Linked DNA regions of Homo sapiens: region 1 is linked to region 2. Evidence: chromatin loops called from intact Hi-C (ENCODE). Cell type or tissue: endothelial cell of umbilical vein. All regions are shown on one strand. Each heading gives the region's core, and the rest is flanking DNA. Links, peaks and the distances in the headings are about the cores only.

The links. Peaks named below come from ENCODE experiments on the same cell type or tissue, not always from the same donor. Only the 100,000 strongest peaks of a DNase experiment are listed, where the experiment ranks them.
Region 1: a loop joins it to region 2, with 4 times the contacts of the local background. A loop is called at or near these places in 2 of 110 quality-filtered maps.

Annotation. Positions count from the first base shown.
Region 1 is chr7:15,568,149-15,577,440 of GRCh38, forward strand. No RefSeq gene overlaps it. Among named protein-coding and RNA genes, the nearest start is that of AGMO, 11 kb to the left of the region's middle. In endothelial cell of umbilical vein, for the core only: no CTCF peak of the experiment used is centred there; a DNase peak (open chromatin) is centred at 3,583.
Region 2 is chr7:15,504,672-15,513,963 of GRCh38, forward strand. The region is part of intron 3 of AGMO (alkylglycerol monooxygenase); the gene reads right to left. Among named protein-coding and RNA genes, the nearest start is that of AGMO, 53 kb to the right of the region's middle. In endothelial cell of umbilical vein, for the core only: no CTCF peak of the experiment used is centred there; a DNase peak (open chromatin) is centred at 3,780; H3K27ac peaks cover 2,615 bases.

The sequences.
Region 1 (9,292 bases), core at 579-8,578, 63 kb after region 2:
TAAAATTGTAAAAAATGTAAAGGCTTTTCTGGGAAGTGTTTATGTAAGAAAACCAGAGTGGTAGAACCTCTATAATTATAGATCTGCCTTTTCTTTTGGCATCTAATATTTCAAAATAATATTAAGTCTGAGTTCAACTTGCCTTAAAAAAAAAAGTCATTCATTTCTACTTCCTGGGTGCTTGTAGAATATTTTTGTGCCTTTGAAATTAAATCATTATAGTTTTTTATATTTTGGGTAGAATATTTTTAAGAGGTGAGCGTCCTTAAACCTCAGATTTGAATCTTCCTTTGCTTTAGGGCAATTTCTGCCATTGTGTTTGTGCCTATTATTTATGTTCCATTGATTTTTTTACACTTCTTCACAAATGAGATTTATCTGTTTACCAGATACCATTTGTCTACCATATCCATTATATTGTCTGTGTCCATTTTCATCTCCTTTTTATTTTCTGATATTGTCTTCTTAAGTCTATACTTTGGGTATAGTTTTTTTTGTTTTTCTGTGTTTTTTTTTTTTTTTTTTTTTTTTTTTTTGCTATTTTCATCTTCCTTCTGGGTCTACTTCAAATTTCACAATGGCATTATTTGTTTTCTTAAATGTTTTCCTAAACTCTCTCAGTCTTCCTTTTGTATTTATTTCTTATCATATGGCCTCATTTTTTCTTCAGTTTTTTTTCCTATTTCACTTGCGTGTATACAACAGTTCTGCCTAAAATTATTCTTAGTTTCCTGGAGATAATACTCAAAAGCATGTTCTTTATCAACTTTTAATAAGCTCTTTCCCCTCCTTCACTCCCAATTTGTCTTATTGTGGATGGGTACGGGTTCTTTATGCTTCTTTTCCCCCCAACCAAAAAAACAAAAAAAGATGTGGATGAATAGTCCTTGGGTCCACTCCAGGTATACGTGGCACTTTGGAGTTTAGGTCTGTCTTATCGGTTCAGCATGAGATGGTGGAGGATAGAGCTATCACTCAGCAGCCCCAGCTATCCCAGCAGGCTTTTACAGTGAATTAGAGCTGCCATGGCACGTATCAGCTTTCCTTATTTTGATTTTGTTCTCCTTGGCCTCTACTCTTTCTATAAACATACAAAAGTACCATTTGAGATCTTCCTATAATTTGTATTTGTTGAAGCTGGGGTAAGTCCAAGGCCTAGTGTTTGGGGTAACCCAGTCAGAAAACATGGCTTTTGCTTTTGGACAAATTGACAATTGTGACAAATGAGAATTTGTTTAGAAGAAAGATTCTCAATCCATGACATTTCTAGCTTGTAACAATTGCTATAACTCCCCCACTTTGGATGGTAAATTTCTCCTCAGCTGTCATTGGCCCTCAAAGCCAAAATGACTCCAATTAGAATGTATCAATATCACTCATAGTTCTCCCCACCAGTACTGACCACATGCAGATTACAGGGTTCATCCATTACAGCAGAGGAAAGAAACTCTTTTTTTTTCTTTTTTTTTTTTTTTTTTAAAGAAACTGGGTTGAAGAAGTAGTTCATTGAATGGTTGTCTTACAACCAAGGATTAAGAGTAACATACAGAGATGCATTTCAAGGGGAATTCAAGAAAGGAAATCCTAACGTTCTGCTTGATGCTGCCATATTTCCAAACTTTAACTCTCCAAATGAGGGGACATATGGTTTGCTAGACTGTACTCTTGAACTGGTGAAATCCTTTCCTTCTCCACGTGTCTTTCTCTTTAGTCATTAGAATCATTTACTGGGAATTAGACTGGAAACCTACACTGACATGATCATCTTAAAAAGTTTGTTTATATCTCTAAAAGTATAAAATAATATATATTTACTGTAGAAATATAGAAAATGCAGAAGATTTTTAAGAAAAAAAGCACTCATAACCACACCAATCAGATTGTAGTCTCATCAATATTTTAATGAACATCTTGTATTTAGGGTCTTTTTCAGGCACATTATTTTACATAGAAGAGTTCATACTCTATGTGTCATGTGAGGTCAAGCTTTGTAAAATTTGGAAGCCACATGATGAAAAGACAAAGCCCCAAATTAGGTGTCTGAGTCTCTGAGTTACTACATAGAGAAGAGCAGCCCATCAATCAGGTCATTATATGAGCAAATACCAAATTTGTAATGTATTTTGTGTTTTATTTGTTATTATTTGAACCTTGTTCACCTAACGGCTAACAATCTCCTAACTAATATATCCAGAAAACCATTGGAGGGTTTTGAACAGAAGAGTCACATGGTCCAATGCATTGTATGAAATGATCATTTTGCTTTTTTTGTGAAGAATGGACTTTAGAGAGGTAGGCTGGAAGCAGAGGACTCTTCATAAATAGTTGATATAGTTCAGGTAAATCTTGCTTACTTTCACTAGGATAGTTGCAGCAGAAAGAGTCAAAGTGAAAGGGTGATTGTGAAAACATATTAGAGGTAGAGCTGATAAGGTTTGCTAAGAGATCAGATGTGGGGAATGAGATTAAAAGAGAGAAGACATGAATAATTCAAGACTTTGATTCAACCTGCTGAAAGAATAAAGTTGTTATTTACTGTGATAGACAAACTGCAAGATTTGGCTTAAAGCATGATATGAGATGCCTGTAGACATCAAAGTCGAGATGGTTGCACAGGTTGATATATAAATCTGGAGTTCAAAGCCCAAAATAGAATTCTCAATGAAAAGAAAAAGTACTGACAAAACTAATTACAAGCCAAACATAAGAATGATTTTCATGTATTCACTTCAATCATATTCAAATGAATAAATAATACTCATTTTTAGTTTGAAAACCAGATCTATTATATTTATTTTATTTTCATGACCATTTTTGGAGTTCAAATGCAAACATAATATATGATAATTTACATATTACTATAAATAATCTCATAATATAAGTAATTTTTAGAGAATACTGTTCATATTGTAATATATAGTATGGTAAACATATTTTAATATTAAGACATATCCAAACTGTTTTTCAAAGTGTGTGTTTAGTATTTCCATTATTACAAGAGTTCCAGTTTCTCTGCATGACTTGCAGAAATTGATATGTGCAGGTTTATTTTTATTTTTTATTTTCCCTTTCTGATTTAATTGGCTACATTATTTGTACAGAATATTATCTCCATAATAAAAAGTTAATTATTTTCCCTTTTACTACAGTCCCATATATTTTGAGGACACTTTTTTAAAGAATCTAGTTGTGTGTTGCCAAAATTTTAATATTGTCTCTAAGAGTCTTTGAATCTTTTGTATTAACACTTTTCATTAGAAAACAGCAGCATATGAAACTTAAATCACTCTCTATTTTCTCAGATCAGATTTTATTACTTTTGGCCAAAGTCCTTTCCACGACTTAGAAGGCAAAGATCAGGTAGAACATGATCTTTAAACAAATTGATGGCATACACTTGAGGTCAGAGCATAAAAAACAAATAGTATTTCAGAAGTTATTTCTTTAAAACCCCATCAAGCTAATACATCTCATTGTTATTTTAACAGTAGTCAGTGCCAAAAGAACGACTCAAAGTGCTGCATACATATCAGTGTCAGAATCTATGTAATTCTCTTTATGGGATTGATCGTGAGTCAGTCAGTGTTGGAATTAATCCAAATTCACAGTGCAGAATAAAAGAATGTGGAAGATCTCCTGAGTATTTCTTTCAGAGATAAATATGTAGATATTTCAAAGGTTCTAAGAAGTCCAGCAGCATACAAATTTATTTTAATTTGCTCAACCTGCAGTTTCTTATTTGTAATTTACTACAGCGTTCCTGTTAACCTATCACCAGCGAACGACTCTAAAAGTGCGAATTACCTGATTCGTGACTTGGGGTTGCTACTCTAACTTAGAAAGTCTATAGGACTTGTTTCTCTTTTGAGGAAATAATAGATAACACTGATATTGGTAATCATAACTAACGTCCATGACTTGGAGGAAAAATTATTATAAAAGATGTGTCTATGTTTGAAAACAAATAAGAAAAGATTGGTTCCATCATGTTTTACACTACACACAGATTGTGTTTCTAATAATGGCAGCAGATCAGGCACAGTCCTTTACCTAAGGACTCATCACAGGGACTGCTGCCTGCTGGTGACAGGCCCTGTGAACCTTCTTTTATGAGACAGAGTTGAAACAATTCATCATAGACTTAAATCCAGTTCTTACCATTCTTTAGGACATGTGGTTAAGAATGTTTCTCTAGTTTTAGTACCAAGAATAATGTGTTTCTCCTGAACGACATTTATGTTATTTAATTTTGTGGATGCTATGAATCACTTACCTAATCATGTTTCCCACTTCAGATGGTTAAATAGGTAACTTAGTGTCAAATGTGTGACATAAATCTTAAGTGTATAGAATTCAAAGGGCGGCATACTGTCTTAGTCTGTTCTGACAGCTATAAGAGAACACCATAGACTAGGTGGCTTATAAACAGCAGAAATTTATTTCTCACAGTTTTGGAAGCTTGAAGTCCAAGAGCAAGATGCCTGCAAATTTGTTGTCTTGTAAGATCCTGCTTCTGGGTTCATAGATAATCATCTTTTCACTGTGCCCTCACATGGCAGAAGAGGCAAAAGAGATCTCTGGGGCCTTTTTTGTAAGGCCACTAATCCCGACCATGTGGCCTCCACCCTCATGACACAATCGTCTTCCAAAGGCCCCACCTCCTAATATAATCAGTTTGTGTGTTAGGATTTCAACGTACTGATTTTGAGGGGAAGGGACACAAACATTCAGATCATTGCACAGGCTGAACTCATTCCAGGATTCACAGTGATTCCTGCTCATAAATATATACACACACATATATACATATATATATACATATATTTTTTTGCCTAAATCTTATCATCTATTTCACTTTGTTTTATTGAGCTTTTTTTTTTTTTTTTTTTTTTTTTTGAGAAGGAGTCTCGCTCTGTCGCCCAGGCCGGACTGCGGACTGCAGTGGCGCAATCTCGGCTCACTGCAAGCTCCGCTTCCCGGGTTCACGCTATTCTCCTGCCTCAGCCTCCCGAGTAGCTGGGACTACAGGCGCCCGCCACCGCGCCCGGCTAATTTTTTGTATTTTTAGTAGAGACGGGGTTTCACCTTGTTAGCCAGGATGGTCTCGATCTCCTGACCTCATGATCCACCCGCCTCAGCCTCCCAAAGTGCTGGGATTACAGGCGTGAGCATTGAGCTTTATTAAGTGTGTTGATACACAATGTTTTCATCTCTTCTTGTAATGAAGTAGAAAATTTAGTAAGCTAATAGATCATGTGATGAACAAAAATAGCAGTTCTCTAGTTAGATAGTGCCTCATTTTATAGGCATTTCTCAGAAGACACCTACACATCTTTATTATCCTTACAACAGCACAGATTGTAGTTAAGAAGAGCCATTATTTGGTGGGTCCAGACTGCTGGCTATGACAATGGAAAACAACTAAAGATTTTTAGGACACCAATTCATGATCCAAGCAAATTGATATATTTTTCATTTATTTTAACTTTTATTTTAAGCATTATCTCCCAAAATAAACACACATTGATATACTGATTTTTACTTTAGACTTTTTCTTGGAGGAAGATTATTAGCACTTAATATTCTGCGTAAGGAACTGTGCTGCAATAGACTTCCAATATGTAACTTCTTTGCCCCATCATGAACCACTGTGCTATTGTTGCCATCACCTAGTCAAGAATTCTTGTGTCTAAGCTGAAATCAGAAATGTCTGAAAGAAATCTTCTGTTCATCTTCATTGCCAGCACTAGAACATTATTGCCTGTCACCGTCACCTGCTCTGTTCAAAGGAATGAATTGGATGCCTCACGATCAGCTTGTTGCTTTTTTTTTTTAAACCAGTGGGTGGGGCGTGGGGACGGGGAACAACAACTTCCTAAGTCATGGATGTTCTTCAGAATAATAGAGGATAACTTACACAAACAAATCCAAAGCCACGTAGCTTCCACATCTTCCCTCCCCCCTCAGAACTATATGAAAATTTAAAAATTCTACTCGTCGAAAGTTACTGTTCTGAGAATAAAAAGGTAAACTGTAAACTCTGAAAAATGTTTACATATGCTATATTTAATAAAATACTTGGATCTGGAATAAATAATGCTGAAAATGCTAAACTCAAAAACAATTTTTTTAAAAAAAGGGCAAAAGATTTGAAGAGATGCTGTACTAAAGAAATTCATATGTCAAATAAATACTAAAGAAATGCTCAACGCCTTTAGTCATTAGGGAAATGCAAATTAAAAACACTACACACATATTAAAATAGGTAAAATTAAAAAGACATGCTAGTAAGTGTTTGTGAGGATGTGGAGGAACTGAAGCCATCATAAGCTGTTGGTAGGAATGAAAAAAATGGTACAAATCATTATGGAAAGTTGTTTGGTAGCTTCTTAAGAAATTAAACATACATTTACCAAATAATCAAGTCATTCCGCTTTTAGATATTTACCCAAGAAAAGTGAAATCATATACCCATGCAAATACCAGCACACACATGTTCATAGCACATTCATTTGTACTTATTACAGATACATCACACAATCCATAGGCTTCTTATACAACCTGCTAAAAGTTCCCATTGCGGTGTTGAGTTTCTGGGAACTATTTAATTGTTCTGTCAGATTTCCCTGCCTGTATCTGGGAGTTTCCTTTGATGCTTCTACTGTCTTACTTCCCATATTCAGTTTAACGTTAACACCTGTAAGTTTTTCTGGTAAGTCAGTATACTATTACAACCTACTAGTGGGTTATAACATCAATTTAATGGGTCATGAGTAGAATTTTTAAAAATTAGAACAGAAAGAAGATAATAAAATTATTCCAAAATTTTATTATGTTTTACCAGTGATAAAATTAATTTTATTTACAAGATTTTGTTTCACAGTCACAGACATACACTTACACAGAGTTGAATCTTTTAAAAAATGTAAATTCCAGTTACAAAATTATTGCAAACCGCTGCTTCAAATCGGACGCTTTCTCTTCATTTCTACCACTATCATACATCACACCTCTGAGCCACTCTCTACCTTCTCTTCTGCCTCTCTGCTTTCTCTCCAACACACTTTGAATCCACTGCCAGATAGCCACTAGAAAAATCTTTTTAGCATCTGAATCATATCGACCCTTTCTCTACCTTATGATTCTCCACTGGCATCCATGGCCTTTGGAGTAAAGTGATGCACACCCCCATGCCCACTGTACCTACATTTGAGGCTATAACATGACCTGGCTCCTGTTTCTCTTACCCCAGCCATAACCTCACTATATGCCTCCCACCCTTTCACTTCACTCTTTGTGATCCTACTGTCAATATCCCCATGTACCTCAGCACCTTCAAGCTCATGTTTACCTCTGCCTAGAATACTTTTCTTGACCTCTTAGCATTCCTGGATCCTTCTCATTTCTTCATGAATCAGTGTAAGTAATGCCCCACTTAGAGTTGTCTTCTTTGAATACCAACTGACTTCTGGATATCTCCAGTTGGATACTATACACGTATTTAGAATTTAACACATCGTTATTGAGCTCATTTTTGTTCATCCTTGCCTCCCTTTTCACACTACCATCAACAAAACTGTATATCTTTCCTATATCTCTACTTCTGTGAACGTCGCCACTTTTCTAGAGCCTGGACGCATCCGTATTCCTCTCATTCTCTCCACATTCACATCTATTCTATCTCCAAGTCTTTGAAGATTCTACTTCTGATACTGCCAGGTAGATGTCTCCTTTTTAATCAAATTGCTTAAGGCTGGGTGCGGTGGCTCACACCTGTAGTCCCAGCACTTTGGGAGGCTGAGGCAGGCAGATCTCTTGAGTATAGGAGTTTGAGACCAGCCTGGGCAACATGGTGAAACCCTATCTTCAGAAAAATACAAAAATTATCTAGGTGTGGTGGCACATGCTTGTAGTCCCAGCTACTCGGGAGGCTGAGGTGGGAGAATCACCTGAGCCTGAGGAGGTCAAAGATGCAGCGGACTGTGATTGGTGATCATGCCACTACACTGTAGCCTGGGTAAAGAGTGAGATCCTGTCTCAAAATAAATAAATAAATAAATACAACAAAAATAATCAAAGAGTTTAGTATATAAGTTTATATTCATGAAACAAATGAGAATATTTGAAGCATATAAATTCCTAGGATTTTTCAACTTTGTAGTTTTTATTGTCATGCTATGATATGATTTACAACATCCATACTTATCTCTACAGCAGCATAATGTCCAGTTACCGTGTGCATTCACAGCTTGGAGGATGGAGCATGAACCTAGATCATGCCTACATTAGGGCAGAGACCTCTAAGCCCAACAGTAAAGAAAGTATATCTGGAAAGTTCCAGCTCCCTAGGAGTTTCAACCACCAACTGGGCCTTGCACAGCTACACAGCAGTGCTGAACTTTATTTTTAATCTATCAATAAATTCCTGATTTGTACTAGTATTTTATTTTGTCCCTTTCCTTATATTACCCAACATTCTTTTAATATAACAAATGTTTGCCAGCTTTGTTTAAATTTCCAGCAAATTTAAATCAATTTTTTGTCAATCTCTCTAGATAAGTTGAATTAGTCTTAGCAAAAAATCTGGTGTTCTAAATTTGTTATAACTGGTTCAGTATTTCACTTGAATTTTTTACATATTAAAATAAAGTCTAGTTTCTTTGATAGTGTGTAGTCTCAGCTGAATTGAGTAAAATGCATCAGAATTTTTTTAAAAATTGCTCCCTTGAGGATGTTTATTTTTCATTAAGGAGTGAAGGTGTCGTTTCCAAACTTCTTATGTTGGAAACTTTGATAACAAGACAAAACGATATGTATATTGCTAAATGAATGGTAATTACAGGAGGTACAAAATAATTCAGGAGAGAGAAAGAAGTTTGTGTTGTGGTCAGGAAAGACTCAAGAAAGAAAGGAGAAAGGAGTTTAAAGTATAAATCAGGATAGTTCTAAAATATTATATTACTTGAGAGTATCAGATTCATCAGTTACACCATTAAAATATTTACACAATAACAGAAGGACTTACTATATTGCGATTTAAGGCTGGGCTGTAAGGTAATGAGGCATTGAAGTGTCACACATAAAATAAAAGGACAGGGTGGGTGCGGTGACTCATGCCTGTAATCCCAGCACTTTGGGAGGCCAAGGTGGGTGGATCGCTCGAGGTCGGGAGTTCGAGAGCAGCCTGGACAACATGGTGACACTCCCGTCTCTACTAAAATTACAAAAAAAAAAAAATGCCTGGTGTGGTGGTGGGCACCTGTAATCCAACGACTTGGGAGGCTGAGGCAGA
Region 2 (9,292 bases), core at 751-8,750:
AAATAGATAACAGTACTTTCTAACAACTACATTCTTGGATACAAGTTTATCCAGACAGGGTTAAAAAAAAAAGTTGGCAAGAAAGGTTTTTCCTTTTCTAGTTAAAATAAAAAAAAAAAAAGGGTTAAGGGAAAACATCCTGTCATGAGTCCTAGAAGAATGTCCCTAATCTGGAACTGAAGACTCAAATCATTTCTCAATATTCCCTCAATAAATGTGAAATGGTCAGTTTAATGTTCATCTCTTTCAAAAAATTATTAGTTATCATACTATAAAATATCATCAGTAATCATTCCCCTTTCATCTTTGAAGTATTTTTTTCTTTAGAATTCTTGTGTGCTCCAGGTCTTCAATTTTGTAATGCCAATTTTAATTTCATGACTATTATGTACAGCATTAAACTTGCTTGCTGCCCCAAAATAATCTGTACCTCTGATTTTATCCACGTTTCAAGTCAAATCATCTATTGCCAAACTACTACATTTTTTCATGTAGTGATATACGAATAGATGGAATTACTACATTGTACTCACAAAGAGAGCTATGATGTTTACTTAAAATAACAGGATTAAGAAATTAAGGCTATTTACTTTATGTTCTTCTCAAGGTCCTCAGGATTTATGAGTAGTATAGATGATGGGCCATATAGCCAAGGTAGGATGAGACGGAGACCTTGTATTCATGTAAGAGAATCCAAAGCTAAAACGTGTCTGTCTGGTTGAAATGCAGTCAACAAGGCAGGAGAATTTAGAGAAATCTGTGCGTACTCAGGCATACAACTAAAACTACTCCTTGCCACTCAACCAAGCAGGGAGATGTTATTCCTATATCATTCTAATGAACACAAAGTCTGTGTCACTCTCCCTTCGATTCGTTTCCTATTATTAAAATAAACAAAAATAAGCATTGGCCTCTACTTTTTGTTACACAGTTGTGAAAAGTCTTGAGTTTTTGTTCTTGGGGACAAAGAGAACATAACATGAACATAACAAGTGTGACTACTTCTGAAAAAAACAAACTAATGTTAAATTCCCATGCAGACATAATTTTAAAATATTTTGGATAATTTCTGTTTCTTCATAATTTTTGAAAAATATTTTCCTTGTTTAAATTATTAATAACAGAGTCTAAGAAATCCAAATAGACTCTGTATTTCTGTTTTTAAGAAAAAAAGTAAAACAAAAATTACTATCAGATGAGTCTTCTGATGACTTTTTAAAGTTTAATAGTTTCAGCATGATCCAAAATTCAGTACTTTAAAATGAAGAGTTCACCTACATAATTGGCAATTTGCCAAAGTTTAGACAACCACAGTGGCAAATTTAGAAAAGAACCAGAAAATACAATTTTGATCTCATAAAATTCAAAACTACCTAGAAAGAACATTCATTTACATTTGAACAGTGATTTCCCTTATTTTTATTAACATTCAAAAGTAGAGTCAAATTATTCAATTTACTTGGAAACAGACTTTGAACTCAGATACTTGAATATTGCTCAAAACCTCCAAAGATACACTGAGTAAAGTTTTCATAATTGAGCATTTACTCTGTGCCAGAAACTGAATGTAAATGATATGCATTATCTACCTTTCTAATTACTATTACTTTTTTTTTACAAATAAGGAAACTGAGGCAGAGGTAAGTTAAGAAACTGGCTCGAGTTACACAGATTCTAAATGACAGAGCAGAAATTCAAACCCCAAGGGTCAAGTTGCAGAGGCCATGCTCATAAACAGTACAGCACTTGCCCTCTATGTGTTTATGATACTAACATTCGTTTGTCTTTATTCCATACATCGGCATTATTCCTGGAGGACAATTACTCCCTGATAGATAACTATTCCTCATACTATATGTGTGTTTATGACTGTTTTTGTTTTGAAACTCAATTCAGTATTTTCTTTTATATCTTTGTTTGTGTAACAAGAACAAAAATAAAGCCAAGTTTCTCAAATATTATTTGGCAATTCTATTGTACCTGAAATAGTCTTCTTCATCTGCATATTAACTCCAATACCACTGTAGATGCAGAAACTGCTACAGCACATAGGAAATGGAAGATTCAGATAAAAGTGGGACAAAATATAGAGCCAGATCTCAGAAAGTGTGAGATGAGGTAAATACACACACAGACACACAGAGAGAGAGAGACAGAGAGTCCCTAAAAACAACAAAAAAGAGCTCTAATGCTGTGAGACTTAGAGAGCTACCCCACCATACCCCTTTCTCCCAAAGTTAAAGAAAATTAATTTTTCCTAAAATGAGCAAGAAAAAAGAATTGTGGTCTCATGTACCAAAGATCTGGCTGGGTCATTTAAAAAGAAAAGGAAATAAAATTTCCATCATTCTATTGACAATGGTGCTTTATTTTTTAAAAAAGAAACAAAGAAAAAGGAAAGGAATAACATATTTATGATAGTTAAGGAAAGTGTGAGCCAAGGATTTTATATGCAGCCATTCTGACTTCCAAGTACAAACTGCTACAAAAGTCAAGGACAAAGTGCTATCAGCATATACAAACTCAAGAAATATTGTTCTCAGTGGAATCTACTAAAGAACAAGCTTCAGAAAGCCACAATGACTGGAAAATTATCAACATAGGGATGGGTAGCATGAATATCAATACTAACATTGCAAAAAAAGGAATGCACAACAGTATGACCCCCCTGAGGAAAGAAAACAACACTACGGCTCAATTTATCTTGTCCACAAAGTCAAACTTGAATCTTATCCAGCCTCTAGAACCTACCAAGAATTCATAGGAATTACGTAGGACAGAGGCATATGTTTAGCTATACCACAGGGAAGGATCAACAAAACCTAGATAGCTGGATGTGGGTGGAAGAGAGACACGATGCCTTCAACAAATAAATTACAAGGAAATGGAAATGGAACTTATGGTTTAAAATAAATTTAACAAATAAGGTAAAAATTGCAGCGTCATAACTTTACTGCATCCTTATTTAAAAACTAAGCCACAAGAATTTTAAGACATTTATGACACAGTGGTAAGTTTTAACACTGAATAACTAGTTGATGATATTAAGAAATGTTTTTTAAACATTTTTACAGATCAGTCAAGTGGATATGTTAAAAAAAGAATTTTTAAAAAGGAACAAAAAAGCATATTAGATAGATATTACAGTAAACTATTCACAGATCAAGTGAATGCACTGATACCATGTCTGAGGTTTGCTTCACACTAATTTTGTGGGTGTGGATGTGGATATGAAAGGGGTGGGATAGGTCCTGAGGTGATGACTGCTGGGATGGGTGATGACTCTCAAGTGCTCACTTTTGTCATTGTTAAAAATGTACCGTAATAAAATTTAAAATGGAAATAAAATGAGATTTTCAAACAAGGAAAAGTTGAAAGAATTTGTTACCCGCATATCTGCACTTAAAATAGCACCAAAAGGGAGTTTCCGGAGAGGAAAATTATTCCAGATGAGCACGAAATAATGCAGGGAAAAAAATTAGTCCCTAGAAAATGCAAGCAGGTAAATCTAAATGAATATTGTTTAAAATAATAATACTTGTGAGGTTGAAATATACATAAAATTAAAATATCTAACAAAAAATGACCAAAACTTAGAAGAATTAATGGAATTATTTTGTGATCCTTGCATTGTCTGGGATGTAGTAAAAACAATAACTTACATTCAGCTGCGATGAATCATGGATGCAAGTTGACATCTGTAAAGTAACTGATTCTTTAGAAAATCGGAGGCTATAGTGGGTTGTTTGTTTTCATAAACAGTGGAACTATTGAAATGAATTTGTTTGAGGAAGCTGCTCCCTGCAATAAAAACCCTCTTTCATATTCATAACATGTTCTGTTAGGAAGTGGGTAATAAACATATGCAGGGAACTAAAAAGTGTATAAAGAGATAAGAATATGACAACACCAATTGAATTCAATCTAGTCCACAAGAGAAACAGATGCCAGGGAAAGTTCACCAATAAGAATGCTCGCACAAGACAGCCTCTGTACACTGCGCACAGTGGGAGATAGTCCACTTCTCATCCCTCACCTGTACTAGCTTTAACTTCGTATAGAAAAAAAAAAAAGTTTTTTTAACATTTAGAGAGGGGAAAAAAAAACCTAACCATATCTTTTGCCACATTCTGTTTAAGTCATGTAAATAATAATGTATGGATATTTAACACATAAAAATATACCATAATACATTCCATTCAGGTGAATGTAATTAAATGTATGTCATGCTTTCTACATAATTTAGTTTATTTTAAGAACATGGGTAAGTAACAAAAAGAAATTTAGTCAAAAATGCTAAAAATTGACAAACCAACTTTGCTTATTTGGAAACTATCCCTTACAATTCTACAGCCCTTAAAATTCTGGCACAAATTACTGCCTTTCAGGCTCACAGCTATGCAATCAGGTAAAAGGAACCAGTAGTGTTGTTTCTAATTTTTAGATTTAAAAAGGGAGACTCTGGAAGACTAAGTAATATAATTAAGAGCAAATAATTAGATACTACATTGAGAAAAGGAAATGTTACACTATGGTACTGGTATAAAACCATACACCCAAACCAATAGAACAGAACACAGACCTCAGATATAAACCTAAGCATATATGGTTAACTAATTTTCAACAACACCAAAAATACACAATGGGGAAAGAACAGTCTCTTTAATAAATGATGTTGTGAGAACTGTAGACCCACATGCAAAAAAAAAAATAAAAATGAAACTGGACAATTATCTTACACAGTACACAAAAATATCAATTTAAGATGACTTAAAAACTTGAATTTAAGACTTGAAACTGTAAAAATACCAGAAGAAAACATATGGGGAAAGTTCCTTAACATTGACCTTGGAAATTTTTTTTCTTGATATGACACTAAAAGCTCAGGAAACAATAGTAAAAATAAACAAATAGACTATATCAAACTGAAGTGCTTCTTCACTGCAATCAACAAAATGAAAAGGCATTCTACAGATTCAAAGCAAATCATCTATCTAATAAAAGGTATATGACCCAAGATATAGGAGAAACTACTCATCAGTAAAAAAATCCAAATGACCTGATTAAAAAATGGGCAAAGGACCTGAATAGACTTCTTTTCCAAAGAAGACATACAAATATCCATCAGGTATGTGACAAGGTGCTCAACATTACTAATCATCAGGTAAAATCAAAAATGCAATGAGCTATCACCTTACACTTGTTAGGATGGCCAGTATATATATTTTTAAAAGGCAGTAGATAACAAGTATTGGGGCGTGTGGAGAAAAGGGAACCCTAGTACACTGTGAGTGAGAATGTAAATTGGTACAGCCATTATAGAAAAGTATGGAATTTTCTCAAAATATTACAGGTAGAACTACCACATGATACAGCAACCCTTCTTCTGGTTAACATATCAAAAGGAAATAAAACCAGTATAGGGAAGAGATCAGCAGTACCATGTTAATTGCAGCATTATGTCAAAGAGACAAGATATAGAAACAACCTAAGCATCTTTTGTTTTGTTTTTGAGATAGGGTCTCACTCTGTCTCTCAGGCTGAAGCACAATGGTGTGAACATGTCTCACTGCAGCCTCCACCTCCGAGGCTCAAGTGATCCTCCCACTTCTGCCTCCCTAGTAGCTAGGACTATAGGCATGCACCACCATGCCTAGCTAAGTTTTTTTTGTTTTGTTTTGTTTTTAGTACAGACAGGATGGTGCCATGTTGCCCAGGCTAATTTTGAACTCCTGGGCTCAAACAATCCTCTCGTCTCCACCTCCCAAAGTGCTGAGATTACTGACATGAGCAACTGCACCTGGCCCTAAGCATCTGTTTATGGGTAAACGAATAAAGATACTGTGAGATGCTGTCATATATATATCTATATATATCATATATATATGTCATATATGTGATATATATGACATATATAACATAGAAAATTATTCAGTCTTACAAAAGGAGATCTTTCTGTTTACAACAACGTAGATGAACCTGGAGGATATTAACACTATTTGAAATAAGCCACAGAAAGAAAAATACTGCATCATCTCACATGTGGAATCTAAATACATCAAAAACTGTTAAGTCTCTACTTAACGTTATTGACAGTTTCTTGGAAACTGAGACTTCAAGCAAAATTATGCATAAGGAAACATTTTATTACAGGCTGATTAATATAAACAAGAGTTTATATTATAATATAATGTTAATGTTATAAATATAACATATAATATATGTTTATGTATATATGTATAAATATATAATATAATGTTTATATTATATGATAATATAAACAAGTTCCTATGGCTTATTTCTGGTCACAAAAACATCACCAAACTTCTAAAAAAAGATACACAACACTTCTAATGTTAAACATTGACATAAATGTGAACTATACATACATTTAAGAAAGACTAATAGTAAAAAGTAAGATCGTGTTCACCCACTTACTCCAGTTCAGTATCATGGGTGGTTGGAGCTCATCCTGGCAGCTCAGGGCACAAGGCAGGAACCAGCCTTGCACAAGGTGCCATCCTATCACAGGGCACTCACACACCCACCCACATGCACTCATGCAGGACCATGTAGACATGCCAGTGAACCTAATGAGCACATCTTTTATACGTAGTATGAAAGCAAAGTACCTGTAAAAAACCCACACTGATGTGGGAAAAACATGCAAACTCCTCACAGACACTGCTCCTGGCCAGGAATCAATTTTTTTTCTCATCAACATTATAACAAAATGACTTTGAACAAAACAACTTTCTTTGGGGACCTGCTGTAGAAAGAAACAAAGGATAGAGTGGTGGTTATTAGGAGCTGGAGGGCAGAGGAATGGGGAGATGATGGGCAAAGGGCACAAACTTGGACTTATAAGATGGATAAGTTCAGGAGACCTAATGTACAGCCTGGTGACTATAGACAAAGTACTGTATTGTATACTTGAAATTTGCTAAGAGAATAGATCTTAAGTATTCCCATCCCCCAAAAGTAACTATGTGAGGTAATGCACACGCTGATTAACTTGATGTGCTAATCATTTCACAAAGTATACATGTTTCATTGTACATGGAACATGTTGAATATATAGTTTTATTTGTCAATTATACTTCAGCAAAGCTGAAATTCTTTTTAATTAACTTACAAAACAAAAAAGAGGAAATTTGGACACAGACATCCACATGTATAGAACAAAGACCACATAAAGGCAGACAGAGAAGGCAGCCATCCACTGGCCAAGGAGAGAAGCCTCTTAAGGAAACCAGCCCACCAGACACCTTAGTCTGGGACTTACTGTCTCCAGAATCATGGGGAAATACATTCTGTTCTTTAAGCCAAGAGAATACACACAAAAAAAAAAAAGAAAGAGAAGAGAAAAGAAAATGAACATACAAAATAATTTTAATAAGATAACTATGACTTCTTTTGTAGCAGAATGGTATCACTCATACAAATGTTGCAATTTGAGACTGATACAACAGTTACAACTCTTTAATTGTACTAACCTCTTGTGTCATCTTCTAAAATAAAATAGCAAGCACTGATCTCTGTCATACAACACTAATGATGATGTCTGATATTTCTTTTTTAAAATTTATTATTATCATTATTTAGACATGATCTCACTCTGTTACCCAGGCTGGAGTGCAGAGGCGCCAACACGGCACCAACCTCCACCTCCCAGGGCTCAAGTGATCCTCCTGCCTCAGCTTTTCAAGTAGCTGGGACCACAGGCGAATACCACCATGCCTGGCTAATGTTTCTGTTTTTTGTTGAGTCGGGGTTTCATCCTGTTGCCCAGGCTGGTCTCGAACTCCTGAGCTCAATCAATCCACCCTCCTCGGCCTCCCAAAGTGCTGAGATTACAGGCGTGAACCACTATGCCCGGCCTAAAGTCTGATACTCCTTTTTCAATTGATAAGTATGTCAACTAGAGGTTTGCCTACATATTTAGTTGAATTGACTATTTGGAGTGTCTCACATATTGTCACTTAGTAAATTGCTTGCTATTTACTATATGGATTGGTATTCTCAGATAATATTTTCTAGAAATTTTTCTATTTCAATGTATTTTTATTTCCCTATAATTCTTTGGAGTAATGTTAGCATTGGCTCCAAGTACTATTCAATATACATGAAACCGCACTTTATTCTCTATGTTTGCTATCTTTTTTTTCCTTTTTCCTTTTTCCTACTATATTTTGTATAGTTTCTTTCAATCTACTATTGAGTAATGTTCTCTTCTGCTTTATAATCTGTTATCAGATCTGAGTACTCAATTCCATTTTCATAATTCTCATCTCCAGAAATTATTTCTTTTGCAAATTTGCATGTCACTTAAAATTGTTTTTGTAATCTAATTACTTGTGAGATTGCCTTTATTTCCTTAAAGGTATTACACATAGTTGTTTCATAATCTGTGTCTGATACTATTGAAATCTGCAGTTGAGTTTCATTTTTCTTTTGTTTTTGCTGATTGTCAAGCATAATTGCTTGTCTGTTTGTGTGCCTGATGTTCTTTGATATGTGATGGTCATTGCTATTGAAAAAATAATTGAGACATAGACGAACATTACTATTTTCCCAGGGGCTTTTACTTCAGTTTTTATCAGATACCTATAGCACAACTTTAAACCACAAAATGTTGTGGATACACCTGGCATTGTGGATTTTGACTATAATTATCTGTTCGGGCTGGTGTTTGATTTACAAACTCTCTGAGGCTATTTCTGTTTTTTCTTTCTTTATTTCTTCTATTTCCCCAGAATCAAGACAATATTTTCTTCACATTCTGGTGGGAGTGTGGGTGAGGTGGTGGATTTATAACTTTTTGACCCTTACCTTTGTCAAGTCCCCATCAAGGCAGACCCTGAGCTTTTACTCCTACTCTCTTGTCCCCCAAGACAATCAGGATCACTACTTATTTCCATGGCTGTTTCTGCAGGCTTGCCAGTGGCCACACAATAAATGTGGGTTGGAAAGCTACCTTAATTTTCTGTCCTTATTGTTTTCAAGATTGGGCTTGGAGATCTCTCACTATTTTGGCATCTCTCTGAAGCTAGCAAGACAGTTTTTATTTTTCATCCAAGAGTTTTAATTGACCTCTAAGAGGAAACCATTGCTAAAGGAGGAATCTCTCTTCAGTATTTGACACAAAAGATCATTATCTTCTCCTTGAAACACTTTCTTCACTCTCTTTCAGGACTTCACGCCACCACCCTTCTGTGATATTTTTATGCTGCTTCCCTAGTCTAATTTGCTGGTTCCTCCTATGACCCCCAAACACTAAATAATGGAAAAC